2 separate regions of the Homo sapiens genome follow, and region 1 is linked to region 2. The links are chromatin loops, found by intact Hi-C in ENCODE. Cell type or tissue: adrenal gland. All regions are shown on one strand. Links, peaks and the distances in the headings refer to the core of each region. The heading gives the core; the rest is flanking DNA. Region 1 has its middle 100 kb from the start of ZNF248. Region 2 has its middle 220 kb from the start of LINC00993.

The links. Peaks named below come from ENCODE experiments on the same cell type or tissue, not always from the same donor. Only the 100,000 strongest peaks of a DNase experiment are listed, where the experiment ranks them.
Region 1: it touches region 2 in a loop (4-fold over the local background); 11 of 110 quality-filtered maps call a loop at or near these places.

The regions. Positions count from the first base shown.
Region 1 is chr10:37,745,083-37,760,602 of GRCh38, forward strand. It overlaps a transcript of ZNF248 not described here. Among named protein-coding and RNA genes, the nearest start is that of ZNF248, 100 kb to the right of the region's middle. In adrenal gland, for the core only: a CTCF peak has its summit at 9,835 (motif pointing left); a DNase peak (open chromatin) is centred at 9,709.
Region 2 is chr10:37,525,563-37,541,082 of GRCh38, forward strand. It overlaps the pseudogene TACC1P1. Among named protein-coding and RNA genes, the nearest start is that of LINC00993, 220 kb to the left of the region's middle. RefSeq lists an enhancer at 10,283-10,833. In adrenal gland, for the core only: CTCF peaks have their summits at 8,742 and 8,946; no DNase peak of the experiment used is centred there; H3K27ac peaks cover 248 bases.

The sequences.
Region 1 (15,520 bases), core at 5,040-13,039, 220 kb after region 2:
TCACATTATTATATTGTCAGAAACCAGTGCTCTAAGGACCCACCAGGGTGTGTAGCTAACAATAGACAAGGGATTCTGGTGAGAATTTCATACAGTGAGACAAAAACAAACTTCCTAAGTAGATTGCTGCTCACCCCAGATGAACCACAGCAAGGACAATGGGGACAGCAGCAGCAGCAGCAAGTGATGTTTCACCTGCTGGTTGTTGGAGTCCTGGGAAGGTGTTAGTGGTGTTTGCTAGAAGCAATCTGCTGCCCTGGAAACCTTGCTGCTTGTTGGAGTGGCAGTGAAGAGTGGCCCATACACACAGGGCACTGCCACAGAATCAAAGGTTCCATGGGAGAGGGTGAGCATGTTCTCCAGGTGGACCCCTTCTATAGAAATTCTAGCACAGGGAAATCCAGTCATTCTTCCCTAGGACAGATGTTGACCGACTCTTTACTGCCTTCAACTCTGGGGTCATGTTCTGTTAAAAGTATTATGAAGACAACAAAGAAAATATTAGAACTTCTTTAAGAGAAAAAGGAATGTACAACCCAAGGATGAATGAAGAGAGTGAGGCTCACTGCAGAAGAAAAAAGATTATGGAAGAAGAAGTATTTCATAAATCCCCAATTGATCATAAATCTACATCTGTGTGACTACCATATGTGTCACTGATGAATTAGAAGCTGGTTCTTAGAATCCTGTCTTGCACATGGGATTATGCAATTTACATACCATTTTGGTTCTAACACTTTGGCCACATCTTACTGTAGAATTGGATATAACGCCCAGTTAAAGTAGTTTGTTTTCTGCTGTGATGCTAAGGGGGCCTCAGGATGTCATGGCAACCAAAGGGTAGTCTAGTCCAGAACAGATGCCCCTGAGCTATGATGGGGTTATGTCCTGATAAACCCATTGCAGATTGAAAATATGGTACATTGAAGGCTGGGCTTGCTCGCTCATGCCTGTAATCCCAGCACCTTAGGAGGCCGAGGCAGGCTGATCACCTGAGGTCAGGAGTTCAAGACCAGCCTGGCCAACATGGTGAAACCCTATCTCAACCAAAATACAAAAATTAGCTGGGCATGAAGGCCTGTAATCCCAGCTACTCGGGAGGCTGATGAGGGAGAATCACTTGAAGCCAGAAGGTGGGGGTTGCATACAGTCAGATTGCGCCATTGCACTCCAACCTGGGCAACAGAGCGAGACTCTGTTTCAAAAAAAATGAAAGACAAAGAAAAAGAAAATATGGTAAGTTGAAAATGCACTTAATACACCTAATCTATAGAACTTCATGGGTTAGCCTAACTTGCCTTAGACGTGCTCAAAACACTTAAATTAGCATACAGTTGGGCACAGTCATGTAACACAGAGCCTATTTTATAATAAGGTGTTAAACATCTCAAGTCATTTATTGATGTAGTTGCTAGTTGAACCAGCATAAATCAAGAACTGTCTGTATTGATTACATTTTCTTTCTCCTAACTTTTCAAAATCCTAAACACTGTCATGAGAATCTGTTGTGGAGTAATCTTGCATTATTTTACACAAACACACTTTAAGAATATCTGTACTTTTATCTTATACCTGTAATAATGAACTTTACCATTTTTCTATGGCATAGAAAGGTATTTACCCACCTCGCTTTTAAATCTAAAATTCCCTCCTTCACCAAATTTACACTCTGAACAATTCAGAGACTTCTTTCGAGTGCTCTTCCATCATTTATCTTTCCAATGGATGGGTCCTAACCATGTCCCTATCCCTGGAAAGTCCATACCTCCCCTTGGTCAGTTCACCTGGGCCTTGGCCCCGCTGATGTGCTCTGCCTGCCATGAGACAGATCCTGCAGGGGCACCTGGGATTCCCTGACAGTTCACTGGGTCTTGTGCCAGAGTGGGAGCCTGTTTTGTGTTGTTACCACTTGCTGCCTCTTAAGGTCTGACGCCCATCACTTTGTTGACTTGTTTTGCCATTCAACTTCAGTTTGCCATAAAACACTACTCTAAGTCAGCCTGTTAGAGAAAACACTGTCAAGGTCTGCAGTCAAGGATAGGCATAGCTTCTGAAGCCTGTTTTTCTCCCTATTATCATTTTGCCCAAGCCTTGCTCTTTCCGAGTCCCTTACCTTTGTGAGCAGCATCAGTGTCATGAGGTCTGTAACAAACGTGTTGCCGTGGTTAATAAACTGACCTCAGGTCCCCTCCGAGTGCGTTTTTGCATGCCCAGCATTTTCACTGTAAAGTAGATCCTTGCTGAATCAATTTCCATCTGTCATTGTTCTTATTGCCCCACTTAACAGGATTGAATTACCAGGTTGAGATTGGGTTTCTGTATTCCAGCAAAACTGCTCACATAATCCTATGTGGCCAGGGAGGTCAGTAACACATATGGTAAAACTGTGTGATGCCACTGCAATGTGCCCATCTGGTTGCTGAATATAAGACCAAATCTGAAAGCTTTCTGAAGGTCCTGAAGTTACTCTTTCTTTTCTTTGCTTTCCTATTTCTTTTGAGACAGGGCCTCACTCTGTCAACCAGACTGAAGTGTAATGGCACAATCATCCTCACTGCAGCCTTCAATTCCCAACATCAAGTGATCCTCCTGCTTCAGCCTCCTGAGTAGCTGGGACCACAGACACACACCACCACGTCCAGCTAATTTTTTAATTTTTTTTTTTTTTTTTTTGTAGAGATGAGGTCTTGCTATGTGGTTGAGGCAGGTCTCAAACTCCTGGCCTCAAGGGATCCTCCCATCTCAGCCTCCCAAAATGCTGGGATTACAGGTGTGAGCCACCATGCCTGGCCTGAACTTATTCTTTTAGAAATAACATTGCTGCTCTACACTGCCCTGTTATGGGTCTTCTTTTCCCCTTGTGAGAGGGGCCTGACTAGTGAGTCCAAGCCTTAGCACTTTGGCCCTGTTCCCGTGGGTACGCTGCTTCCTCTCTCAGGGCATCAGCCTCTGACAGGTGCCCTGGGTCCCATCGAGGTCTCATGACTCAGTATCATCTGAGGGCATGACTTTCCTAGTCGTGCCTCACCCTCAGCACCCCCACATCCTCTGTGTATGGTGAGCATGTGGACAATGCCCTTTTGCGTGGTTCTGCTGGGGCAGAGCAACAGCTGGCAGGCTTGATCCTGAGGACTCTGGGGCCAGCACAGAGGTGGGGACAGTCACGTCTCATCTTTCTGAAGCTACGGCCCCAATTCTGATGAGCTGGCCAGAGCCAGAGCGGCAGCCTTGGACACCATACAGAGGAAGCTGACACCAGCCTGTTCTCTCCGTTTCCCTCTTGTATTTAGGCTCTGCCCCTTGTGTATTTAGGGTGTTCCCACAGAGAGAGTGAATCATTCCTTTCAAAAGGAGCTACCACTTAGTAAATATAATGCAGCATAAAGAGTCTCTCTGTGACATTCAAGGTGTTTTTTTTGTGTGGGAGGGTCCTCAATTTATCAAGATTGGGGGCAGGAACAGTGCTGAAGAACAAGGAATTCAGTGTGGATGGCTGTGTCCCCTTGCCCCTGGTTACAGACTGAACTGTGTCCCCCTGATTCATAAGTTAAAGCCCTAACACCAATGGGACTGTATTTGGAGACAGGATCTTTAAAGAGGTCATTAAGGGTAAATAGGTCCTAAGAGTGGGGCCCTAATTCTCACAGGACTGGAGTATTTAGAAGAGGAAGAGATTGCTCTGTCTCCTCTCTTCATCACTGTCTCTCTCCATCTTTGTATCTCTCTGTCTCTCTCTGTTTCTCTCCCTATCTCTATCTTCATCTCCATCTAGCTGTCTTTGTCTATTTTGGTCCCTGTCTCTCTCTTTCTCTGTCTCCATCTCTGTTTCTGTCTCTCTGTCTCTGCCTCCATCTTTGTCTCTGTCTCTCTCCATCTCTATCTCTGTTTCCATCTCTCTCTCTCTCTCTCTCTCTCTCTCTCTGCCATGTGAGCACACATTGAGGTTGTCATCTGCAAGCCAGGAAGAAACCATCACCAGAGGACACTTTGATTTGGCCTTCCAGCCTCTAGTGCTGTGAGAAAATAAACCTCTGTTGTTCAAGCCACCCAGCCTGTGGCATTTCATCGTGGCAGCCTCCTGTTCCTACAGCTCAAAATCAAGCAAATCATTGTAGCATGTGGGGCAACCTTGGCGAGCTTATTAATTACTTAGTCTGTCTCCCAGGCAGCCATCTTTATGGTCATCCTTCAGACCCCACTGCCCTTGGCCCCAAAGCCATGCCCACAGATACTTCTCAATTTCCGTGTCTTATTTTTATTCAAGTTCTGCTCTGTGTAGATGACAGCAGCCATCCTGAGACATCCATCTATGGAAGTGCATGACTTTGTTCAGGTGCAATATTGACAGTAATACTGTTCCCTACCAGGTGCACCACAGGCTGGGCCCATACCAAGCCCTTTGTGTGAATATCAGGTATTTTCACAGGGGATTTCTTTGTACCACCTAGAGAAAAGCCTCATTCAACAGACCTTCCACATTTGTATGCAAAGTCCTACCTTTCCTGGACTTTTGCTGTTCTTCAAAGCACACATACACCAGGATCATATGCTTGGGTGCGTAGGACTTCTCATTTTATCTTCTCATAAATGAGACTGAGAAGGCACCAGAAACTTGGGGACCAGCCAGCAGCATGCTGTGTTCTCAGTGAAGCTATTGAAAAACCTTAGTTACAGTTCTAGAAATAAATGTATTCATGAAAAATTAAGAAAATATAGTCTCGCCCTTCTGGATTACCATCATTATAAACAGACACACCAATTGTCTTATGATATAAAAGTCAGAATTAGAAGTATAGAAAGTAAAAAATCCAATTGCTGCATTCTAGAAACTCTTATGCATATTTTTAAAAGATAATCAAACACAATCACCAGGAAAAACCTTTGATCTAAGATATGCCACTTTTTTTTGGTCTCCGAAGTATACTATTTTCCTCTGATTACGTTAAAGAAGATTGCCTTTAAAAACATTAGATGGAGATAATTTTGAGTCCTATTAACTTGTATTTCAAGCTTGCCTCAAGCACTAATGAGAAAAAAAATTCCTGCTTTTCTCACAAAGAGGAATACACAACTCCAGCCTCAAAAATACACTCAGTGTTTGCATTTTATTAAAGCACACTTTGGACATCTGTGCCACTGACCTACAGGTATACTGATCTAGAGATGTATTAGCATGGTGTATGAGATCAAGTTTGAGAATATTGCTTTACCAATCAAATGAAAGCATCTCTAACATTTAAATGCTTACCTGTGGCATGATGCCACCAATGACTACTGCCTCTTCACTCCAAGTATTTGCAGAATTGCTTACACAAGCCCCCCAGATTGCCTGCTGTTGTATATTTCAAGATATTCTTATTTATGGTCTTGTTACGCAGGTGTAAGTAACTGTGGGCTCAAACCAGTGACATTGTTTGGGACAGGAGGTGACAGAGCTAAGAGTCGGACATGGGACACACCTGTGCTCAGATGAACTTATTATTATTCATGGGAATTTAAGCAATTATTTTCCAATTTTAAATCTGTTTCCCCATTTGAAAAAAATTATTCCACATAAGTATTGTGAGCATTAAACAAAAGAATGTATGTTAAACATTTAGCTCAGAGCAAGGCACATAGCAAATGCTTAATAAATAATAGCCATTATTATCATTTGAGATTTTTCTGAAGTTATGTGGAAAATATCTTACCAACTTAGAAACACAATTTAAATGCCCTGAGAAGGAAGATTGACTCCAGGGAATGATCTCTTGTCCGTCAGGATAAAGCATTCTTAGGTGTCCAGCATACCTAGTCAGTTATGCAGTATACCTGGTCAGGTATCTACCATACCAAGTTAGGTGTCTACTGCACCTGGTCAGGTGTCCAGCATACCTAGTCATGTGTGCGGTATACCTGGTTAGGTGTCTAGCATACAGAGTTAGGTGCCTACCACACCTGGTCAGATGTCCAGCATACCTGGTCCTGTTTCCTTTAGGAGACATTTCCATTTTTGAAGGAAATTTTCAGGCTGATACACATAGTTTCCTTTTAGGAGTGGTATACAATCTATTAATTCAATAGCAGTTATTTTCCTTTCATCTGTTTTCTTGTTCTTCAATTCATTTTACATTTCTAATAGTTGCATTTACACATTTTTGCTCATTTAAAAACAGAAATGCACCCTTAGCACATTTATTAATAGGCATATTGTCCACAGAAAATTTATTCTCACTAAATACTGCTTTCCAATTTGTTGCTGGTATAGAGTCTCTTGAGGATTTTGCTTGACACCTGAGTTTTCAGTTTTTTCACCAAGATATCTAATGATAATTATATCAATATCTTGAATTCTATTAACTTACAGGTGCAGTAAACTTATTGGAACTATCCTTAATAATTTATTGAGCACCTACTATATGCCAGGCACTGCATCAAATCTAGTTACACTAAAATAAAAACTTAAAACTAAAAAATCTCAAATTCCTGTCTGAAAGAAATATTCAATTAATGTTGACTAAAATAAAATACTTGAATTATCTGGGTTTTCACTTATTGCATTACCCTGGGAAGGGCAACTACTTTAGGGTTATTCTTCCCTTGCTACTTCTCTTCAATGGTATTTCCTTCTCCATCTGTTTTTTAAACATGAACCAAGAGGCTGTTTGAAGCCAGAACCTTGATCACATGCACAGGGAAACCAACTGGTAAGTAGTTCCTGGATGAGTTCTCAGAAGTACCCGGAGTCCCGGGCCACGCTCATTGCTGGGGATCCAAGATAAGGGTTGACTTCTGTTGCAGGGAGACCCAGCTACAGCAGATGTGCTGTCATTTAGAAGGGAACCAGCAGGGTCGCCACCCCACCAACTTCACGAAAGCTCATCTGAGCCTTGCAAAGGGGCAGGATCAGGAGGGCAAAGTCAGCCCACGGTCCTGCAGTGAACCATGAAAATGCTGGAGACCATGGGTGTGCAGGCTGGCTCTTCAATTTGACTTCTATTAAAATAAAAACTTTAGAAAAATTAAACAGTTTAACTGAGCAAAGAATGATTTGCAAACCAGGCAGCCCCTAGAACCTGAAAGGGGTTCTAAGAGACTCTGCGGCTGCCCCATGGTTGGATAATATTAGGGACAGAAAAAGGAAAGTGAGGGACAGAAAACAGAAGTGAGGCACAGAAACAGCTGGACTGGTCACAGCTCCACCTCTGCCTTCTTTGAACACAGATTGAGCAGTCAGCCACCTGTGATTGGCCGAAGCTCTGATTGGTACAATCACAATTGTAGGTGCCAGCCTGTTACACATCCTGTTAGGTTACAGTTCACTGTGCATGGAGAAATCTTTTAGTGAGCTTAAACCACATAAGGAGGCAGCTTTAGGCTGAACTTAATGCTTGACAGCAGAGAACAACTTACAGTGGTCCAGGAGGGCCACCAGAGGACACTCCTGAACACTCCATCAGCCAGGGCCTTTCCATCCTCACAGCTAAGAGCCTTCTGCTCAAGCTAAAGACCAAGGAAGCAGCTCCAAGTGAGCCTACTGCCTTGGCGTGACTTCCTGAACATGCAAAGCTGACTGTGCATTGTCTTCCATAGCACATCTGGTCCCCGGGTGTGCAGGCCACTGCAGCATGAAGACTCATCAATCAGAGCAGATGCATGCTGGGGCAGAGCATAGGGGTCCCCAAATGGCCTGGGAGTTAGTCTTTTAATTTCTGAGTTTGGGAGTGGTGGGGGTCCAGGGAGAGAAGTGTGCTTGTCTGGGCAAGTGGGGTTAGTATAGGGACCCTGGGGCAGCTGCTATTTACTAACCAGTAAGAAAGTCTTTTTTTTTTTTTTCTGAGACAGAGTCTCGCTCTATCACCCAGGCTGGAGTGCAGTGGCACGATCTTGGCTCACTGCAACCTCCGCCTTCCAGGTTCAAGCAATTCTCATGCCTCAGTCCCCACCCCTCCTGACCCCAGTAACTGAGACTACAGGTGTGTGCCACCACGCCTGGCTAATTTTTGTATTTTTAGTAGAGAGAGGGTTTCACCATGTTGGCCAGGCTGGTCTTGAACTCCTGACCTCAAGTGATCTGCCCACCTCAGCTTCCCAAAGTCCTGGGATTATAGGCATGAACCACTGCGCCTGGCCATGTCTTTCCACATTCTAGAAAGCAGGCAATGGGCTCCGTTGGAATGACTGATGTTGCCCGGTCTGTCCAACTCCAGGCCCTGGCCTTTCCCAGCCTCCACTTCCCACGTAGCGACTTGAAGCAGCTTGTAGTTTCAGGCACGTCACACCATTCCACTCCTGCTCTTCTCTTGGGGCCTCCCGCCTTCTGTCCAGTTCACCCCCTTCCTCCTCATGTGCCCTTGGGGCCTCTGCTAAGACATACCCTTCTTCATGGGGTCTTTGCTCACTGGTCTGGGCTGGGCCATGCGGATGCTGCCTTCTTCACCCAAGTGCACATGCACACTTCTGTTGCTGTTCCCACGGTGTGACACAGAGGCTGGCCGAGCTCCACCTTCTTCCTAGATGGTCTCTATCCTCTGGGATTCTACATATGTGCAGGGGTCTTATTCTCTAGACCCCAAATGAGGACATTTGTCTGAAATATTGGCATTATTCCAAAACATGGAGGCCAGTCTAGAGTCGGGAGTTACCGTTGTGTAGCAGACCTCTAAATATCCTTTATGCTCGTCACGACTTTGAAGTCATAGTAGTTACCAGACCCACCACTAAATCTTTTTATTTTAATGCTCAGAGAAGCACGTAGACTATTCCCAAATAAGTTTTTAAAAATATTCTATATACTTTGTATATTTTTAAAATATTTGACAACTGGTTTTTAATAATAGTAATAGTTTATTAGATATTTTCCTTATTTATTTTCATATTTATTTTATCTAATTTAGGTGTTTTATTTTCTTAGGTATTTTAATAGTTTAAAAATATTCTGAGAAAGGGTCTTTAGGCTTCACGTGGCTATCAAAGAGACCCAATGCATAAAAAGATTAAGAATGTTTTTAGAGGATTTGAGGAAAGATAAAAGATAACTGTGAAGGCTGTCATCAAAAGTGTAAGGTGAAGACTCTAATTTGAGTAGAACCAGGGCTGTATGCCTGGTACACAGTGGTGCTCAAGCAAAGTTTATTGAATGATGAGTGACTGCATGGATGCTGGTTGGGCTCCTTTTGGGCTCCTAATGCCTGAGCCATTTAGCTGCTCCTATAAAGTGCACTAGTGGGTCACTATCCCTAAGGCCTTTGCTTCCAAGCACAGCCACTGTCTGAAGACAGTGCTGCCTGCATCTCTTGTGTTTTACTCATCTCCTGGATAGAGATATCTCATGTCTCCTGCAAGTCTTTGTTGAGGACTTGTCTGAACAAAGTCTTTTTTCTTTTCCAGGATGTTTGTGCAGCAAACAGCCTTAGAAGGTGGAGATAGTGTGTCCCTAGGAGCAAAGGGCAGTCATGCCTCCTGCCAGTGTAAAAGATCCAGGTTCTCTAAGCTCAGGGTCGCTGCTTCTCTCCTGTAGCACAACCCACTGCACATCCACATCATCTGGTCTTTTCCATCACCATGTGGGGCTTGACAAACTGGCATCACAAAATTCAGATACTCTGACTATGGCAGCTTCTGTGTGTAATAACATTGTTGTCCTCTGACACAGGTGTCTCATGTCTTCTGCCAGCTTTTGTGAAACTGGCAGGCTCAGGAGTTAGCTTGCAGGAGAGTAAAATCTCAGACCCTTTTCAGGTCTTGAAAGCTCACAGGGGAAACCTGGATCTGGGTCCACGTTGGGTGCCCCTTTCTCCAGAGCTGTAGTTGTCATTCTAGAAAGTCCAGAAGGCAGCAGAACAGTGACACTGCTGTGCCCTCTAGTGCCCACTGCAGGTTATGTATCAAGGGGAGAACTTGTAGGAACTCAGCTCTCAAGCTGTCTAAGAAGAAAGCTAACCATGCAGTCTCCTTTTAGCTTTGTTCCATAACAGAGTGTTGCAGGTACTCCATGTTACCTACCATTAGCCATTATTTTCCCCTAAGCTTTGGGTGAAATTTATAGCTGATCTCCTGAGAAGCTGTATTACAGCAGTCACTAGATGTGTGCTTTTTTTCTTCCTTTTTCCCTGGCAGGATCCATCCATGCTAGGTGCCAGGAATAATTCCAAGCCCTGAGATGTACCCACAGACCCAGTTCCTGCACTGTAGGGCTGGGTCTGAGTCTGCACTTAGCCAGAGACTCTGCAAAGGCCAAGATGAAAGAAAGATGATTTCTGTGGAGTTCTCATCCAGTGCTGTGTCTCAGCACTGATAGAAACGAGTCAGTTTTGCATGCCACATGTTTCCGTCCTTATTTAGATGTGGGGCTGCGACCTCCACAGATAGAATTTGGGAGGAGAGGGTCGAGGCAAACCAAATACAAAGGTGGCCCAGAGCAGCACAAGAGCCCAAGAGCTGTCACCATGCAGATCTTTGTGGTATTCATGGCCTCGTGTGTTTTGGGTAAATCTGACTCTGATGGGTGGGAAAGGGTCAGGCTTCCCCTCTATGCAGCTGCACACTCCTCCACTGTTGGCACCCTACCTATTCTATTTTTAGAGACAGGGTCTCACTCTGTCTCCCAGACTGGAGTGCAGTAGCACGATCATAGCTCATTGTAGCCTCCAATTACTGGGCTCAAGCAATCCTCCTGCTTTAGCCTCCTGAGCAGCTGGAACTACAGGTATACACCACTACACCTGGCTTTTTTTTTTAAGAGACAAGGTCTCACTATGTTGTCTAGGTTGGCCCTGAATTTCTGGTCTCAAGCAATCCTCCTATCTCAGCCTCTCAAAAGTTTAGGATTATAGGCATGACCCACTGCACTTGGCCACATCTAGTGAATTTTTTATTTTAGGTAATTTATGTTTTAGATCTATAATTTCCATGTGGTTTTTTCTGTAATTTATATTTCTATGCTGGGACTTCCCATTCATTTTCTCCTTCATTATGAACATATGTCATATATGACATTATGAGTATATGTTCTTGAACACAGTTTTTTGGGTTGTGTTTTTTTTTGAGACAAGAGTCTCACTCTGTCACCCAGGCTGGAGCGCTGTGGTACAATCTCGGCTCACTGCAACCTCCGCCTCCCAGATTCAAGCAATTCTCCTGCCTCAGCCTCCTGAGTAGCTGGGATTACAGGCATGTGCCACCACTGCCCGGCTAATTTTTGTATTTTTAGTAGAGACGGCGTTTCACCATGTTGGTCAGGCTGGTCTCAAACTCCTGACCTCGTGATCCACCCGCCTCAGCCTCCCAAAGTGCTGGGATTACAGGCATGAGCCACCGCACCCAGCCGAGCACAGTTTTAAAAGCCACATTAGGCCGGGCGCAGTGGCTCACACCTATAATCCCAGCGCTTTGGGAGGCCAAAAGGCAGGCAGATCACCTGAAGTCGGGAGTTTGAGACCAGGCTGACCAACACAGAGAAAACCCATCTCTACTAAAAATACAAAATTAGCCCGGTGTTGTGGCGCATGCCTGTAATCCCAGCTACGCGGAAGGCTGAGGCAGGAGAATCGCTTGAACCCAGGAGGCAGAGGTTGCGGTGAGCTGAGATTGTGCCATTGCACTCCAGCCTGGGGAAAAAGAGTGAAACTCCATCCAAAAAAAAAAAAGCCACTTTAAAAAACAACAACAACAAAAAAAAAACACTTTTCTGACCAGGTGTGGTGGCTCACACCTGTAATCCCAGCACTTTGGGAGGCCAAGGCGAGTGGATCACCTGAGGTCAGGCATTCGAGACCAGCCTGGCCAACATGGCGAAACCCTGTCTCTATTAAAAATAAAAAATAAAAAATTAGTCAGGCGTGGTGGCACATACCTGTAATCTCAGCTCGGGAGGCCGAGGCAGGAGAATCATTTGAACCTGGGAGGTGGAAGTTGCAGTGAGGCGAGATCATGCCACTGCACTCCAGCCCGGGCAACAAGAGTGAAACTCTGACTCAGAAAACAAACAAACAAAAAAATAACTTTTCCATGAAAATCTTGGTCATCTCAGAACTTGTCTCCATTGATTGTCTTTTCTTCTGATGTGGTTCATGTGTTTCTGTTTCTTCATATGCAAAGTGATTCTGGACGTTGTGTATGATAGATGGTAGAGACTCTGGGTTCTATATTGTTCCTCTAAATATTACTGATAGTTTCTCTTCCAGTAGTTAGTTTATTGTCTGGATTCAAACTCCAAGCTCTTTCTACTAGGTCGTGGAAAGCAGCTGAAATCTCTTCAGCCTAAGATGGCTTGGTTGGAATTTGCAGTTCAGATGTCAGCTAGATATACTAGCTGATTTTATGTACAGAATTTGGAACTCCACCCTCTGTGAATCTTTTTTCTTGGATTTCCTCCTTCACCTTCTAGTTGCCGTGGTATCCTTGAAACAATTTTGAACTTTCAGGAAAGTAGTAAGTACAGCACAAAAAAACTCAAGAATATACTAAACCAAATTTAACTTTCACCAATTGTTCTAATAAAGCCCTTTATAGGAAAAGAATCCATCCAGGGTTGTGTGGCTTACCCGGTTGTCTGATTTGGAGCAGTTCCTCCAGATCAGACAACCAAAGCAGTTCCTCAATTTGGAGCAGTTCCTCAGTTTCCTGCACTTTGATTACCTTGATGTTTTTGAGAATAACTCAGTCACTTTGTGGAATATACTTCAGTTTTCCTCTGTCTGATGTTTTCTCAGAAGTAGACCCAGAGTATCCTGTGGCTGAATTGCCACTGAAATGATGCCAAGTTGCCACTGTGTCCTCTCAGGAGGCACCATGATGCTGATTTAATCAATTACTGATGGTATTAACTTTGATCACTTGATCAAAACGGTGTTTGCTATGTTTTCCACTCTGTTTTTTCACCCTTGAATTACTAAGAATGTTGTAGAGTGATACTCTGAGACTATATCAAATACGATTCCTCATTCCACTTTCTTCCATTAATTTTGGTATCCACTCGTGTTTCTTGCCTGAAGTAATCATTACTGTGATGACAACCAAATGGTAATTTATTAGTACCATTATTCCTTCTGCATTTATCAGATAGGAAGAGCATTCTCTTCTCTTCATTCATTTGTATTAGTGTAGAGTTATGGATTTCTATTTTACTCAATGTTCTACAGTCCATTACTATCATTATTCTTACACTGTCCCAGATTCTGCCAATAGGGGTCCCTTTAGGTTGCTTTAAACTGTGTACTTTTGACAGTCTCATCATGCTGTGAACACTTCTTTACTTTTTCACACAAAAAAATATTTCAGGCTAATCTTGTAATTTCCTTGTCCCAGTCCTGCAATCAGCTATTTCTTCAAGGACACCAGGTTCTTTTAGTAAAGAATGGCATTTGGGAACCAAAATGTAGAAACCAGCTATGCTTATTACTACTAGTTTATTAGCGCTACCATGCCCCCTCAGTGGACAGAGTTGGGATGTGTGCATACAAGCAGCCACATTTGCACTTTTACATATTTCTTATTTTAATGAAAGTCATATACTCACAATAACACCTATTCCAAGCCAATGCCACAGTACTTATTCTATTTTCTCCCCTATATCTTTAAACTAAATTCTCATTCTGCTCAAAGAAGCAGGAGTTGCCTCTATTGCCTCATGCAAGAAAAATATTTCACAAATAATTAACACAAAGTACAAATATATAATCATATTGTTATTATCTTTTGAGATATTTCTACTAGATTCATTCTTACTTGATATTTCTGTTTCCCTGTTTTTAATGTTTTTGATGTAGCTTAACTGTAAAATCTCAGACAGTTCTGGGTGTAAAAGCTATCCTTCCCACAGGATATGCGTTGTCCTTACTTATCCCAATGCAGAAACACATCTGACATCTTATTCTTTATCTCTCAGTTCAGAGTGAAAGGGTTCTGAATGAGCTACAGAGAGAATGCTCTGCTGTCCTGTGCTAAAGGAGACCACTAGGCAAGGAAGGATCAGATGGACTCCCTTGGACCTCTCTTGGAAGCCACTTGTGCAGGTTTCTCACAGCCAACAAGGTTAACATGCAGCCCTGATCCTCAACTCCAACTCTCAAAGTTGGCTCTCAGAGCAGATTTGAAAAGCAGTAAAACATTCCTTTGGTTGCTAGACCCATGTAAAAAAGTATAATAAATTTAAAAAGAAAAGCAGTAAAGTGGTGTTTGGGGGCAGTCTGAGCCATCTGAGAGTTTTCTGAAGGTCTCATTTGTGCTGTGGTTCTTGGTTTACTGACTCTTCTGAGAGTATGATGGAAGCTACCAACACACTCCCCAGAAACATGCAGTTCACATATGAACAAGTTCATGAAACTATACATTGGGTGCTAGGTCAGGAAGTATGCTAAGTTACATCTGCTTATGAAACCCCTTAATGTGTTCCAGATGGGAGAAGGTGCGGAGGCAGGAGCAGGGGATGTGTTCCAGAGCTGTGAAGAATGAGGAGAGAAATTATCACCCAGACACTCACCCTGGCAAAAGGCCTTAATCCATTCATCTCTGTTAGTCACACAGATAACTATGGTCAGATAGATGGCTTAGTGAAAGCTGTCAGCTAACCAACAAGACAGAGCCTTTTTAGTAAAGATTAGTAGGCAGGTAGGCAGTGGTTAGAATGTTGCTCAGTCAGACAAGCAAATACCGAGTTGAGGTTAGAGCCCAAAGGCTCAATATTGTCTCCACATTCAGAGTGGGAAAATCTGCTCTGAATAGAATCACACATAACCCCAAATTGTGGCATCCTGAAGACATTTTTAAGCAGACAGAAAGAAAACCTGGAGATGCATCGGTGTCCAGATGAGGCTTCCATTTGCTGGAAATGAAGACAGACCTGCTGTGGAAGAACCGCTAGGCAGGGAGGAGGCAAAATCAGGGCTCAGGGAGCTGACCCCAAGCCAGTTGGTAATGTTGAGGTGGTTCTGAGGAGCAGAGCTGTCCAGAAGAGGGAAAAGCAGGTGCAATCTGAGTCCCAATCCCTGGATTCTGGCCTGATCTTGGAAAGCAAGGAAAAGTTTTTACACCTCAGGGTAATGCAAATCCAATCAGAATGCAAAACTTTTGTATGGGGTGAGGGAAACTAACAAATGGAGTAAATAAAACCTTTAACAAAAATATATGGGGGGAATAACTTCAAGAAATAGAAAATGCTGGGTTTTTTGTTTTGTTTTGTTTTTGAAAGAGGGTCTTGCTCTGTTGCCCAGGCTGGAGGGCAGTGGTGCAATGCACAGCTCACTGTAGTCTCAACTTCCCTGAGCTCAGGCAATCCTCCCACCTCAGCCTACTGAGTAGCCAGGTCTACAGGCACAAGCCACCAGGCCCAGATAATTTTCTGTAGAGACAGGCTTTCACTATGCTGCCCAGGCTGGTCTCAAACTCCTGGGTTCAATCTATCCACCCACCTTGGCCTCCCAAAGTGCTGGGATTATAGGCATGAGCCACTGTGCCTGGCCTAAAGTGCTATTCTTTATTAAAAGTATTATAGGCTGGGTGCAGTGGCTCATGCTTGTAATCCCAGCACTTTGGGGGACTG
Region 2 (15,520 bases), core at 4,151-12,150:
GATAAAAAATAATACACCTGTAGAGGGCGCTTACCATGAATGGAACTTGCAGGACTGGAAGTTGCTCTGAGTGAGTCAATGAGTGAGTGGTGAGTGAATGTGAAGGCCTAGGACATTCCTGTACACTACTGTAGCTTGTATAAACACTGTATCCTTCAGGTACACTAAATTTATTTTTAAAAACTCTTCCTTCTATAGTAAATTAAATTTACTCTTTTACTTTATCAACTTTTGAACTTTTAAAGAAGCTTTGACTCTTTTGTAATAGTAATTAGCTTAAAAAACAAACACATGGAACAGCTATACACAATATTTTATTTCTTTATATCCCTAGTTCATAAGTTTTCTTTGTTTAAAATTACTTATTTGTTTACTTTTTAAACTTTTTTGTTAAAAACTAAGGCACAGACACACAAATTGCCTAGGCTTACACAGGGTCAGGATTGTCAGGACATCACTAGGCAATAGTTTTTCTGCTCCATTATAACCCTACGGGACCACCACATGACCGAAAGTTTATTACGTGGCACATGACTGTACTTCCTTTTGCGGCCCTGTGACATTTTGCTAAAACGTTTCAGTAAAATGTAGATATAAAGAAGGACCAAGGAGTTGCAGCATGAAGTATGGAAAAGGAGTGCAAGAAGCACTGTGTTTGTAGTTGTCACTATAGATCAGTTGGGGAAATGCTTCTCAGTGTTGCTATGACTTAAAGAAAAACTCCAGATGCCATGGTGAGTTACAGCAGAAAGGAAGACACCCAGAAGTTTAAAGAGCAGAAGGATGGACTAAAGTACCAAGAAAATAGAGCGATGTAGGAGTCAGTTCTTCAGCAGCCCCAGAACGTCTAAGGGGAGTGAAATGTCATTAGTAACTCTGGATCTGTTCTTTGATTATATATCAGCAGTTAAATGGTTGTTGAAAAATATTATTGACTTGGTGCCCTCTTTTGTGGCTTTTAAGGTTATTTAGTTCTCTCTAGACAGTAGTTGGGGTATGTACTGGGCACATCACTGCCTAGTTACTTCCTCCTCTAAATGTGAGATGTTTCAGCCTACTGAAGTCGATAAGGAGTCGTTTGTGAGCCTTTCAGTTGCATGCAAGCAGTGCATTCATGTCAAATAAGATGAAATCTGGGCCAAAGAGAGGGTAATTCATTCTACACTTTATAATCAGTAGCAAGAAATACCATCTTTCGAGTCCTACCACCCTCACCTGGTAGGTAGCCTTTTTCCCCTATTCTGTTTTTGTCAAATGAACTTCTTGATCTAATACACTTAATAGGTTTTTTTAAAGGTCCTTATGCAACCAAAAATCTTGTTTTCTTGTTCTTTATACAAGAAAGCAGTGCTAGACCTCTTGGAAGTTTACTTTTCATCTACAAATTTGAATTTGCGGCATTTCTGAGTGTTTCTACCAGTCTCTCTTATGGTTGAGGTCTGTTAATCATTCACTCACTAGTGATAACATTCATGAATATGACATTTTAAATTAGTATCTCACCTCATAGAAAGAATTGTGCAGCTTTTACATCTGCAAGACTGGAGTTGAATATTCCAGTCTTTACATGATTTTTTTCTCCCTCTGTGTCTTTCCTGTCTCTTAATTTTGTTGGTGCATCGGGATTATTAAACAAGTGAAATTTCTCTGTTTTCTGTTGTAAGTACTCCTGCTGTTTCTGTTTGTCCCTGGGACCATTGGCAGTTTTCTCTCCCATCCTCCCTGAGCCATCTCTCCATAGCATGGTTTGCTTCTGAGTTTGATCTTTTGATGATTTTTTGTATTTCACTGGCCACTTCATGAGTTAGCTAAGCTTTGTAGGTGTCCGCACCTCAGGGAGTGGGGCTTGGCCTTTACACCTTAGGTGTGAGAACTTGCACTCCCTAGCCTGGCAAGTGTCACGTGGTGCTTTGACAATACCAAGAGCTGGCTTGGCCTCAAGCAGTGGTTTGAGGGACTGTTCTGCTATTTAATATTGGAAATCATTGACTTTTGGTAAGATAAAGCTACTGGCTTGGAACAGTTAATTTTACTGAGTCAGCTCAACTTGAGTTTGGTGGCAGAGGGTGGCACTCAGTAGGAAAACTAGGGAAAGAAGATCATGAAGTAATGATTATGCACATTCTGGTAACTTATGTGGTTGTCTTTTTATTTTTTCTTGCAAAAGAAAGAAGTTGCAAATTTTTTTTCTTTTTTTGGTCACGGTGTTTTTACTGAAAATTCTAAGTTTATTAAAACAGAACAGAATCTCAATTAGTCCTGTAATCACAAATTTTGTGCTAGTCTACAAATAACAGGTGGTTCAAGCTTTCCCCAGCTTCAGGCTTGGTGTAATATGTGGCATTCATCTTCCATCTTACTACTTAATAGGAATGGTAACCGTTTACTCACATATTTTTATTTTTACACTTTTTATTGACCACAGTTCTTGTCTGTGAACACACAAGTCTAACTGGAACTGTTTTATGAGACTTCTGTGGCTTTTGGTGAAATAAAGAATTTTTAAAGAAACCAGTCCAGCGTGATGATTTTTCTAATGAATGTCAAAGCCAAGCAAGGGAGGCTCAGAGGAACTGAATGTCTCCAGCTGCTAAGGCTCTACTGTCTGAAAAGCTTTTGGTGGTGTGTAATTAAAAACCATAGACATCAGAGTGCTAGTGTTTGAAAACTCACAGAAGCAAGCAAGGGGGTCTTTTCAGAGAATGAGCCCCGCTCTAGGTCTTTGCTTACCTCTTCTCTCCAGAGAAAACTCAGAGGCATAAAAGGTGTCCCTGCCTCTCTCACAGGTAGATGTATGGTGTGTGTGGTGCTGTACGCTTTGGCTTCTATCTGCACACACTGCTCTCTGTCCCATTTCATACCTTGACAGTTGTCAGTGTGGTTCCAAATTAGCTTTTTTATGTTTCTTCTCTTGCCAGGAGTGGCTTTAAGGTGAAGAAGCATGAAACTCAGTCTCTTGCCTGGGTGCATGTTCTCAGGTGAGTCTGTGCTCATCCCCAGAATGTCTCTTAGACCAGGGGTCCCCCAGCGGGAGTGGATCATAAGGACTTTCCAATGAGTGCCTGAGAAACCAATTTCCAGATCCTCACTGTCCCTGAAGAAAAGGCGCCTGAAGAAAAGGGAACCCTTTCACAATGACTCTCTCTCTCTCTTTGTCTCCATTTTTTTTTTTTTGTAAAACTCTCACTAAAAGCTACAAAGATGCATCACCACAGGGTGTGAAAGTCTCCAGGGCACCAAAGGGAAGATCTGAAATATTGGTATAGGTTCTAAGAAGATAATTGACTCTAATAACTGAAAGATATTTTTCTTAAGTCAGATGGTTTCCCAATTCATTGGTTTCGACAAAATAAGAAGACCTGAGTTGTTAGCTGATAGATCTAAAAATAATCTTTGATGATAGAATTTTTGGGCACATGACTTGGAAAGGGGTTCAAAGAATTGAAAGTCCTTCTGTTACAGAACTACCTTCTGTTTCATCTATCGTTTATATAAATAAGGTTTCTTAATAATTATAATTATAAAAATAGAAATCATGAATAAAATTGACATTGACCTCTGTTACATTCTAGCAATAAACAGTATGCATCCATGACCATATGAACTAATTGCAAAACACACATAAACCAAAACCCAAGCCCATCTGATTGCAACGAGATCCTTTTGTTCTTTTTAAAACTTTATGTCAGTATGCTTATGATTTTAGAAATACATTCATATTGGCTAATAGAATTCAATTTTAACATAACTTATTCTGTACAATTTGGACCAGAAATTTGGTATATGGTGTAAGATGTAAAAAAAGGGGTGCAGTGGGGGGAAATTTGCAATCTGAGTTATTTTTCATCTGTTACAAATGTGTAAAAGATTCTCCCTCAAATTTTGCTAATGTAGGCAACAAGAACTATGAGAAATTTATCTTTTGTTTTCTTTAAAGAAAAACCCAAACCCACATATTTTTGTACTGTAAAAGTTTTTAAGAATTAGTGCAATAAAACATTTTGTAGATGATATAAAAATTTACTTTTGTGTCTAATACTTATCAAAACTTGCAATATTTTGAAAATAAGTTGTGCATTAGTAAATGTAACAATAACTCATCAGCAGAAAAAAAAATTTAACACCTCAAGACTTATAGTCAAAGAAAAAAATGTAACAGAGGCATTGGATAGAGACCTTTAAAAGACTTTCAGTCATGCAGATGTTTTTCATTGGGATAATTTCTTGATGGAAGTGGAATGAATAACGTAATGGAAAATGAATAACGTAAATTTCTGACTTATTCAGGAACTTGTTTGTGTAAATTTAAAATGGATCATATGGTATCATATCACAAAGGTAACTAGATAGCATTAAGCAAATTCAATATTTAGAATAAGGCAGATATTACATTCTTTGCAATTATTTAAACTTATGCTGAAAAGTGTTTAGATGTCATTTGAAAATGAAATGGGGTACATAGATTTAAAAAAATTAGGAGGTATCTGATCAAAAAAAATTGAAAACCACTGTCTTAGACCACTTAAACTGCTTGCTGATAAACTTAGCCTAGAGAAGCTCATTTTTTAAAACCTCAGACTCAAATTACAGAACCTAGGTTCTATAAAACAGCATGTCACAATTGAAAGTTCCAGCTTCCTCCTTGCTTTGTACCCAGATCTGTGGCTAACTCCCTCAGATATCTTTATGGAGTTGTATCCACTTGGTTCCATTCATGAGATGTCACTTTTCCCCATTGCTTGCCCTCCTAAAGGGTAACATCTTCTTTGTTGTGTTTCTCAGGATGAAGGGGCAGTGATCTACCAGATTTCAGACATTTCTAATAGGGATGTCCACGCTACCAATGAGGAGAAACTGACATCCACGTCATGTGGTCAGAAATCAGGTGCGGGCAAGGTGAAAGGTGACCAGAGGGAGACCTGGAGTACTTTGAATGTTCCAGTGCTCCCATGTCTACCATAAATCATGCGTTTTCATCCTCAGAAGCAGGTATGGAAGCATATCTTCATCTTTCTAATGTATATATGCATAGAAATGCCTGAAAGCCTAATGAAGCAGGAGGCACCTTACAGAGCTTAAAGAATTGGGTCACTGGAAGGATAGATTTAGGATTATTGACCTATGCTTTTGCTTCTTTATCGAGAAAGTGGACACTAACAAAAGTGCTTATTGAAGTACTAGGAACATAGGGATACTTGTGGCAAGTTGTATAGGAGACGCTGATGTGTGTGAGACTGCTTGAATTTCTTTATAATTTTCTGTCAATATGGCCATATCTTGTAGTGGTGTGTTAGTTCATTTGCGTTGCTGTAAAGGAATACCTGAGACTGGATGATTTATAAGAAAAAGAGGTTTATTTGGTTCATTTTTCTTCAGGCTGTAGAAGAAGCATGGCACCAGTGTCTGCTTCTGGTGAGGGACTCAGGAAGCTTCCAATAATGGCAGAAGGCAAAGGGGAGCAAGTGGTCACATGGCGAGAGGGAAGGAGGAAGAGAGAGGGGTAGGAAGATGCCAAGCTGTTTTTAAGAGACATATCTTGCAGAAACTAAGAGACCAAGAAGTCACTCATTACCACAAGGAAGGCACCAAGCTATTCATGCGGGATACGCCCCTATGACCCAAACACCTCCCATTAGGCCTCACTCACCTCCACCATTGGGATTAAGTGTCAACATGAGATTCAGAGGGGATAAATATTCAAACTATATCAGATGGCCTATAAATATGTCATACATTATGCAGCCATAAAAAAAATGGGTTCATGTCCTTTGCAGGGACATGGATGAAGCTGGAAGCCATCATTCTCAGCAAAGTAACAGAGGAACAGAGGACCAAACACCACATGTTCTTACTCTTAAGTTAGAGTTGAACAATGAGAACACATAGACACAGGAAGGGGAGAATCACACACCAGGGTCTGTCAGGGGGGTGGGGGAAAATGGGAGGGGGAGCATAAACACAAATACCTAATGCGTGCTGGGCTTAAAAACTAGATGACAAGCTGATAGGTGCAGTAAACCACCATGGCAGATATATACCTATGTAACAAACCTGCACATTCTGCACAAGTATCCCAGAACTTAAAGTAAAACAAAAAATAAATAAAATAAATATGTCATATGTCTGACTTTTTATGATTTTTATGTTCATTGTTTAACTTACAGAAATAATAACTAATACATATGGTGCCTTATCATGTGCAGGCATTGTTCTAAGTGCCTTGCATATACTTATTCATAGCAAGGTGTTACTCTTTTCTCCTTTTTTCAGAGAAACAAAGAAGGCAAAAAGTTAAGTAACTTGACTAAAGTCTCTTGGCAAGTGTAGGAAAGAAAAGTGGTATCTTTCCTCACTCATCACAAGGTTCATGGCTGAGACATCTCTAACAGAAGACAGATCAACAAGACAAAAGCATACAAATATATTTAATATAAGTTTTACATGACATTAGAGCCTCCAGAAATGAAGACCCAAACAGGGAAAACTGTACTTTTATGGAGAGTTGTGCAGAAGTACAATTGGAGGACAGAAGGGTGTGATCTAATGGTAATAAACTAGGGGAACTTAGTCAATCCTGTTTATTTCAATTCCTCTTAGTGTCTGTGTCTTTCAGGATAAGGACTTTGTTTTTCTCTGGGTGTAGGGAGGACCCCTCTGTTATTAGGTCTTATGACCTATTTTCATGGGAAGGTCTGAGGGATTCCTTTATGGCCTGCTTCAGGGGAGAGGGCAGGAGAGGTGCCAAGAGACCTTCCTGCTTCTGCTGTGTCCTCAGGTGCGAAGGCACCAGATTTTGGTGAAGTGTGTTCTGAACCTTGTCAGTAGTAAATGGTAGAACTACATTTGACTCTAAGCAGTCTGGTTCCATGATCGTTTAGCCACAATGTCAAAGTGTGAAGAGATTATCTTAATGACCCTAGGCTACTGTAAATTTTCCTGGTACAGTGTGTTAGGTTGAAACTGACCAGTGCACTGTAAAATCTTTCTTAAAGTGCTAATGAGGAAGTTGGACTAAGCAGGGCTGAAGCCTCTTACTGATGGACTTTTCAGATCATTCTAGAGCTAAGCCCCTCTCCTGGGTACCAAGTTAGATGGATGGCTTTAAACTTTACTTATGAAAAGTTTAGAAACATGTTCCTGACTACATTAAACATTATTAAAAACTTAGATCTTCTTAAACAACATAATTTTATTTGTGGCATTTTATGCACAGAATTTTAAAAGTCATGATCTGCCATTAAGCCAGGGAAGCAGATGGAAAGTCAGGACTTGGAGCAATTTATTCCCCCTGGTCTCCTTCCCATCTCAGATCCCAGTCTCTCTTCTATAAAATATTGGGCCAAGCATTGTTCCTGATTTTGTCCAACACTGCCTTCTGCCCTGACATCTTTCCCAAAGACCGTGTTCACCATTCTGCCGGTTTCTCTGGGTTAATCCTGAGTATTCTTGCACCTGCCTTCATTTCGTCCATCTGAAGTGTTTTCCTTTGCTGCCTCCTACACAGATCTGCACATCCCTTCAGGTCTCTCCTGCATGCTTTATGCTCCCATGACATTTCCTATTCCCCTTCCTGTTCCACAGCACCTAGTGCAGTGTGTCAATTACAGGAAAGTAATATTATAAACTTACTGAGGTTAGAGACTAGGAGACGGTCATTTTCGAGTCACCTTTGACACAGTACATGGTAAACATTTATTGAATTATATTCTTCCTCACCCGAGGAAATTCCTTCAACGAAAATTTATACAGACAGCTGGGACACTTGTTTACATCTCTTCCCCCTACTGTTTGCTAACTTTGAAGATAGTACTGTATGCTATCTTCATACTGAAAGAAACCTGAGCCCAACCTGTCCCTCCACGTTCAGGAACTTATAAAGCATGGCGGACACGTCTTCTTCCATCCTTTGGCACGTCTCCTTCTCTATGCCTAAGACAGAAAGTCATTTTTATAGTTATCCCAATAAGTTGGTTCCTTATTGGGAACCAGATTTAAAAAGGGGGAAGAGATTTAAAGAACCGGCTACACTGTAACTGATCAGCCACATCACAGGCAAGTGGAGGCTGCTGTACTGGTGTGGGGGTGGCTACAGGCCCTGTTAGGTGAATCCAGACCATGTCCTGGGGAGTGTCCACTTGGAGTTGGGTCCTGATGGCTACTTACCTAGATGTTTTCTGGGAAATGAGACCCTCACACAGCCATGGGGAGGAAGCCGCCATGTTGGTAAAATGCCCAGTTTCTTTCTCTGAGTACATGGCAAGTGGGAAACAAGGTCATACCATGGAATCTGGGCTTGAGCCTTTGGTAGGGAGTGGGGAGGTTGAAGGTTTTTGAACAAGGGAGTGAGGGTCACATTTGTGTTTTAAATAATTAACTGACAACAATAGTAGTTAGTGATTGCCATGTGGAGGATTGTAGCTTTAAAGTTTTGTATGCTTTTCTGTATTTTTATGTTTACTTCAATGAGTGCATCTTCTGGTTATTTTAAATGTCACCCTCCACCCTAGTAGAGTAGAGGATAGACCTGAGATGAGGAAGCCCATTTGAAGGGTATGGAGGAAGAATGAGTTTAGATTTGCTGGCTTAAATTTTAAAGCTTATTATCTTATCTGCTGCATTAATTAGATCAAGGCCACTCTTCTGGGCTGGAATTTAAGTTCATTCAGACTTGATGATAAAAAAAAAAATCAGTGTTACAGTGTGTTCACTTTCTGCCGTAATGCCATGGTTAGTCCAGTGCATTAGCCAAAATTGTAATGGACACAAGGGTGCAGGCTTGCTGTTCTTTCTGCCTGAAGGTTGATGACCTGTTTGTGGCTGACTAACCTGTGCTCTTCTTCTGAATGTCATGGACTTGTAATGCTGAACTGCACAGCGCTCAGCAGAATGCCAGCGCTCCTTTTAAATAAAATTTTGGAATGCTGTTTATGTGTTCACTGTCATTCTTGGCCTGCACTGGGGTTTCCAAGAGCCTTTCACTAGGGGGAAAAGCAACCAACTTATTGGGATAACTATAAAAATGACTTTCTGTCTTAGGCATAGAGAAGGAGACGTGCCAAAAGGTGGAAGAAGACGTGTCCACCATGCTTGTAAGTTCCTGAATGTGGAGGGCCAGGTGGGGCTCGGGTTTCTTTCAGTATTTGTTTTGAAGCCCATGTGAATTTGTTAAACTCTGGTCAGTGTTAGGTGATGAGGATAAAATACAAATAAGACACAGTTTCTTCACTTGAGGAACATGTAGTCTCTGCAGTGTTCTGTACAGTAGCCCTAGCTGCAGGTAGCTGTTGAGCACTTGAACCATAGCTAGTCAGAATTGAGATATCCGGTATGTGTAATGTGCAACCATTTTTTGAAGACTCAGTACAAAAAGAAGCATAAAATGTCTCAATATTTTATATTAACTACATGTTGACATAATATTTTGGATATATTGGGTTAACTAAGGTATATTATTATTATTATTATTATTAGAGACAGTCTCACTCTGTCACCCAGGCTAGAGTGCCGTGGTGCAATCTCAGCTAACTGCAACCTCCACCTCCTGGGCTCAAGTGATCCTCCCACTGCAGCATCCCAACTAGCTGGGACAACATGAGCATGGCACTATACCTGCTAATTTTTGTATTTTTTGTAGAGATGGGGTCTTGCCATGTTGCCTAGGCTGGTCCCAAACTCCTGAGCTCAAGTGATCTGCCCACCTTGGCCTCCCAAAGTGCTGGGATCACAGGCATGAGCCACCACACCTGGCTGGTTTACTCAGTTCTTGAAACAAACTTTAAACTTCCTGATTCCCAACTTATTCACCCATAAAATGAGCAGCACCCATCTGCCTCTTCAGAGTAGTTGTGAGGATAAGATGAAATGACAGTGTGAAAGATTTAAGCTGTAAAGTGCTAGAATACACTAGTGGTGTGCTAGAATACACTGGTGTAATGTTGATAGGAAATACGTGGGAAAGAGTGTGAAAAAAGACAGTGAAAAAGAAAAGAGTGAAAAGGAAGAATGACAAACACTGTCTCTGGAGCCAGCTGGTGAGTAACTTATATGCTGTGACCTTTTAAGAGCAACTCCCTTTGAACTTCCCAACATAAATTAATTTCTACATCCTTAAAGCACTGAATAAACATTGTATAAAGAAATTTCAGCAAGCAAAACATGGAATGAAGAAATCTGTTTAATCCAGCATTTACTTTTTAAGTTTCTCTGTGTCACTCTGAAGTCCATTCCTATGCAGTTTGTGCCCAGCAGTAGGTGGTGGCTGGGACTAAGGCCAGAGTACAGTCAGTGGTGGGGAGTCAGTCTCACCTTGCTTTTCAGCTGTTGTTCTGCAGCATTTTTGATGTAGGAAGTTAACTTTTCTTTTTAAGTTTTAAATTTCTTAAGAGCTGAGTTCATTTGGCTTTTCTGGGAGTGTCACTGTTAGAGTACAGCAGGGGCTGGTACTGCTCCATTGTGATTGAGGACAAATGACAGGATGAGCACAGTCAGCATATGGCCACAGATCAGTGATGCAAATTCTCCTGCCATGAGGACATAGCCACAGGAATCTGTGGCATCTGTGCTCACTATAGATTTGCAACCGGGAGTCCATTGAGTTCTATTGTCTATACACTGGTCTTTGTTGGTCTTCAATTGTGAACGTTTTGAGGGACTGGGAGAAGCATTTGGCAAACATGAAATGAGGCCCTTTTGGAAGGATATGATTGATTGATTTAGCATGTTAATTAAAGACACACTGGATGGCCCAGGCCTGAAAGAGATCTTCTGGTCAATTCTGTGTGATGGTAGCTTCTATAATAAGGTTGTCCAGCTTGCTTAATTTTGTTGTTGTTGTTCTGTTTTGTTTTGTTTTAGGCTTTTATCAGCCTGAAGCCATGGTTTTTAGTTTCTGTCTCTAGTGATAAGCAGAAAAGACGGATGAGGAAGGAGCTTTACTGTCCCAACCAGAAACAACAACTAAGAATCCATGACTGTATTCTCTCCCTCGGATACTCCTGTTAGCTATTCTGCACTTTTTGGTAAGCAACTTCAAGGACTAAGGAATATAAAAAGTTAAATCCTAGGAGACTGGAAAAGATGGCTAAAGTAGGCCGTGTCATACATTCCTGCCCTTACACCTGTGAGAGCTGTTGCATTTTGAGTAGTGAGGCTTGTAGATGTGGCCAGGCCAAGAGAAGAGTGGCCGGGGAGAGCTGCCAAGCTGAAGAGTCCACTTGCCTGGAGACATCAAAAACCATCCAAAGTCTGATCTCCCACCTCCAGCTCAGTATGCTGCCTGTTCTGACCCCACATGTGTTAGCATTAAGTTGTTAAGCAGATAGACTGAATGCATTTGCCCCCTCAAGAAATGACTGAGATGCCAAACTCTGTAATGGACATTGATGTTTTCCTGGCTAAGAAGATTTTTAGGAGGCTTATTTCCCAAATTCTCATGAACCTTGTAGCCATGGGAAGCCCTGAGAGTCTGTTTCCTAAAGTTGACTTAACCTGGGGAGTCTGGCTTAAACTAAGAACTCACAAGAGACTGACCAACGAAATGCTATTAATTTAGACTTGGAAGTGTAACAGCAAGGTGAATCAAGTGTCAACTTGACTTCCTGTAATACCTCCCTTTAGGCAAGTTACAGTTTCTTGATAAGAAATAAGGCACAGGAGGTTAATGAGATGGTGCATATGTCTAGGAGTGTATCAGCTATCTACTGCTCTGTAACACATGCTAAAATTCTGTTTCTGAGTGTTTCCTAGAGAAAGGGTAAAACTATAATGACTGAAAAATTTAAAAGCCACTGGTCTAAGTTCACCTTAGACTTTCTGTTTAGTATTTGTTCACACAAGATATAACTGATTGATTATAATCAATAATTGATCAGTTATGCCCACATTTAAGATTAAGATTATTCCAGGTCACTTTGGCATTTTGGATTTCCCAAAGTATTAAATGACTCATTTATATAAAAAGTTTACTTCTGTAGGTGGGAGGAATAGCCAGCAAAAAATCCTTTTGGGAAGGAAAAATACTACAAAGTCCAAGTTCTTGTGAAAAAACAAACAAACAAACAAACAAAAAACAACACTTGCCAGTGTTTGGCTCTGGAACCTTCTGGAACCTGGGTTTATAATAGAAGGGAGCCACCACCTCAGAAGGCAAAGTGCTGCCCGGAAGGGAGTGAAAAACTTAGTAGCAAGGAATAACCAACACACAGGCATGGACCTTGACTTATATATGGCCGTTTTGCATACAACCAACAATGGCGGACACCCAGCAAGCTGGGTTATGGCCGGAGGTCGCTATGGAGCAGTGGAAGTTCATTATGATCCTGAATCATCTGGGTGGAAGAGTGGTTCGGAGTTCAAATATATCTGCTATTTCTGCCTCCTTAGTCCTGAAAGTTAGTATTTTAGAAACATTTCCACCTGCAGGGGGTGGAGCCAAGATGGCCAAATAGGAACAGCTCCAGTCTACAGCTCCCAGCATGAGCGATGCAGAAGATGGGTGATTTCTGCATTTCCAACTGAGGTACTGGGTTCATCTCAATGGGGAGTGCCGGACAGTGGGGGCAGGACAGTGGGTGCAGTGCACCGTGTGTGAGCCAAAACAGGGAGAGGCATCCCCTCACCTGGGAAGTGCAAGGGGTCAGGGAATTCCCTTTCCTAGTCGAAGAAAGGGGTGACAGACGGCACCTGGAAAATCAGGTCACTCCCACCCTAATACTGCACTTTTCCAATGGGCTCAAAAAACGGCACACCAGGAGATTATATCCCGCACATGGCTTGGAGGGTCCTACGCCCACGGAGCCTCACTCATTGGTAGCACAGCAGTCTGAGATCAAACTGCAAGGTGGCAGCGAGGCTGGGAAAGGGGCGCCCGCCATTGCCCAAGCTTGAGTAGGTAAACAAAGCAGCTGGGAAGCTCAAACTGGGTGGAGCCCACACAGCTCAAGGAGGCCTGCCTGCCTCTACAGGCTCCACCTCTGGGGGCAGGGCACAAACAAAAGACAGCAATAACCTCTGCAGACTTAAATGTCCCTATCTGACAGCTTTGAAGAGAGTAGTGGTTCTCCCAGCATGCAGCTGCAGATCTGAGAACGGGCAGACTGCCTCCTCAAGTGGGTCCCTGAGTCCCGAGTAGCCTAACCAGGAGGCACCCCCCAGTAGGGGTGGACTGACACCTCACATGGCCGTGTACTCCTCTGGGACAAAACTTCCAGGGGAACGATCAGGCAGCAGCATTTGCAGTTCACCAATATCCGCTATTCCACAGCCACCACTGCTGATACCCAGGCAAACAGGGTCTGGAGTGGACCTCCAGCAAACTCCAACAGACCTGCAGCTGAGGGTCCTGACTGTTAGAAGGAAAACTAACACACAGAAAGGATATCCACACCAAAAACCCATCTGTAAATCAACATCATCAAAGACCAAAGGTAGATAAAACCACAAAAATGGGGAAAAAACAGAGCAGAAAAACCGGAAACTCTAAAAATCAGAGCACCTCTCCTCCTCCAAAGGAACGCAGCTCCTCACCAGCAATGGAACAAAGCTGGATGGAGAATGACTTCAGAATATCAAACTACTCCAAGCTAAAGGAGAAAGTTCGAACCAATGGCAAAGAAGTTAAAAACTTTGAAAAAATATTACATGAATGGATAACTAGAATAACCAATGCAGAGAAGTCCTTAAAGGACCTGATGGAGCTGAAAACCATGGCACAAGAACTACGTGACGAATGCACAAGCCTCAGTAACTGATGCCATCAACGGGAATAAAGGGTAACAGCAATGGAAGATGAAATGAATGAAATGAAGCATGAAGAGAAGTTTAGAGAAAAAAGAATAAAAAGAAACAATCAAAGCCTCAAGAAACATGGGACTATGTGAAAAGACCAAATCTACGTCTGACTGGTGTACCTGAAAGTGATGGGGAGAATGGGACCAAGTTGGAAAACACTCTGCAGGATATTATCCAGGAGAACTTCCCTATCTAGCAAGGCAGGCCAACATTCAAATTCAGGAAATACAGAGAACACCACAAAGATACTCCTTGAGAAGGGCAACTCCAAGACACATAATTGTCAGATTCACTACAGTTGAAATGAAGGAAAAAATGTTAAGGGCAGCCAGAGAGAAAGGTCAGGTTACCCACAAAGGGAAGCCCATCAGACTAACAGCTGATCTCTCAGCAGAAACTCTACAAGCCAGAAGAGAGTGGGGGCCAATATTCAACATTTTTAAAGAAAAGAATTTTCAACCCGGAATTTCATATCCAGCCAAACTAAGCTTCATAAGTGAAGGAGAAATAAAATCCTTTACAGACAAGCAAATGCTGAGAGATTTAATTAACACCGGACCTGCCCTAAAAGAGCTCCTGAAGGAAGCACTAAACATGGAAAGGAACAACCGGTACTAGCCACTGCAAAATCATGCCAAAATGTAAAGACCATCGAGACTAGGAAGAAACTGCATCAACTAACGAGCAAAATAACCAGCTAACATCATAATGACAGGATCAAATTCACACATAACAATACTAACCTTAAATGTAAACAGGCTAAATGCTCCAATTAAAAGGCACAGACTGGCAAATTGGATAAAGAGTCAAGACCCATCAGTGTGCTGTATTCAGAAAACCCATCTCACGTGCAGAGACACACATAGACTCAAAATAAAGGGATGGAGGAAGATCTACCAAGCAAATGGAAAACAAAAAAAAGCAGGGGTTGCAATCCTAGTCTCGGATAAAACAGACTTTAAACCAACAAAGATCAAAAGAGGCAAAGAAGGCCATTACATAATGGTAAAGGGATCAATTCAACAAGAAGAACTAACTGTCTTAAATATATATGCACCCAATACAGGAGCACCCAGATTCATAAAGCAAGTCCTGAGTGACCTACAAAGAGACTTAGACTCCCACACAATAATAATGGGAGACTTTAACACCCCACTGTCAACATTAGACAGATCAATGAGACAGAAAGTTAACAAAGATATCCAGGAATTGAACTCAGCTCTGCACCAAGCTGACCTAATAGATATCTACAGAACTCTCCACCCCAAATCAACAGAATATACATTCTTTTCAGCACCACACTACACCTATTGCAAAATTGACCACATAGTTGGAAGTAAAGCACTCCTCAGCAAATGTAAAAGAACAGAAATTATAACAAACTATCTCTCAGACCACAGTGCAATGAAACTAGAACTCAGGATTAAGAAACTCACTGAAAACCACTCAACTACATGGAAACTGAACAACCTGCTCCTGAATGACTACTGGGTACATAACAAAATGAAGGCAGAGATAAAGATGTTCTTTGAAACCAACGAGAACAAAGACACAACATACCAGAATCTCTGGGACACATTCAAAGCAGTGTATAGAGGGAAATTTATAGCACTAAATGCCCACAAGAGAAAGCAGGAAAGATCTAAAATTGACACCCTAACATCACAATTAAAAGAACTAGAGAAGCAAGAGCAAACACATTCAAAAGCTAGCAGAAGGCAAGAAATAACTA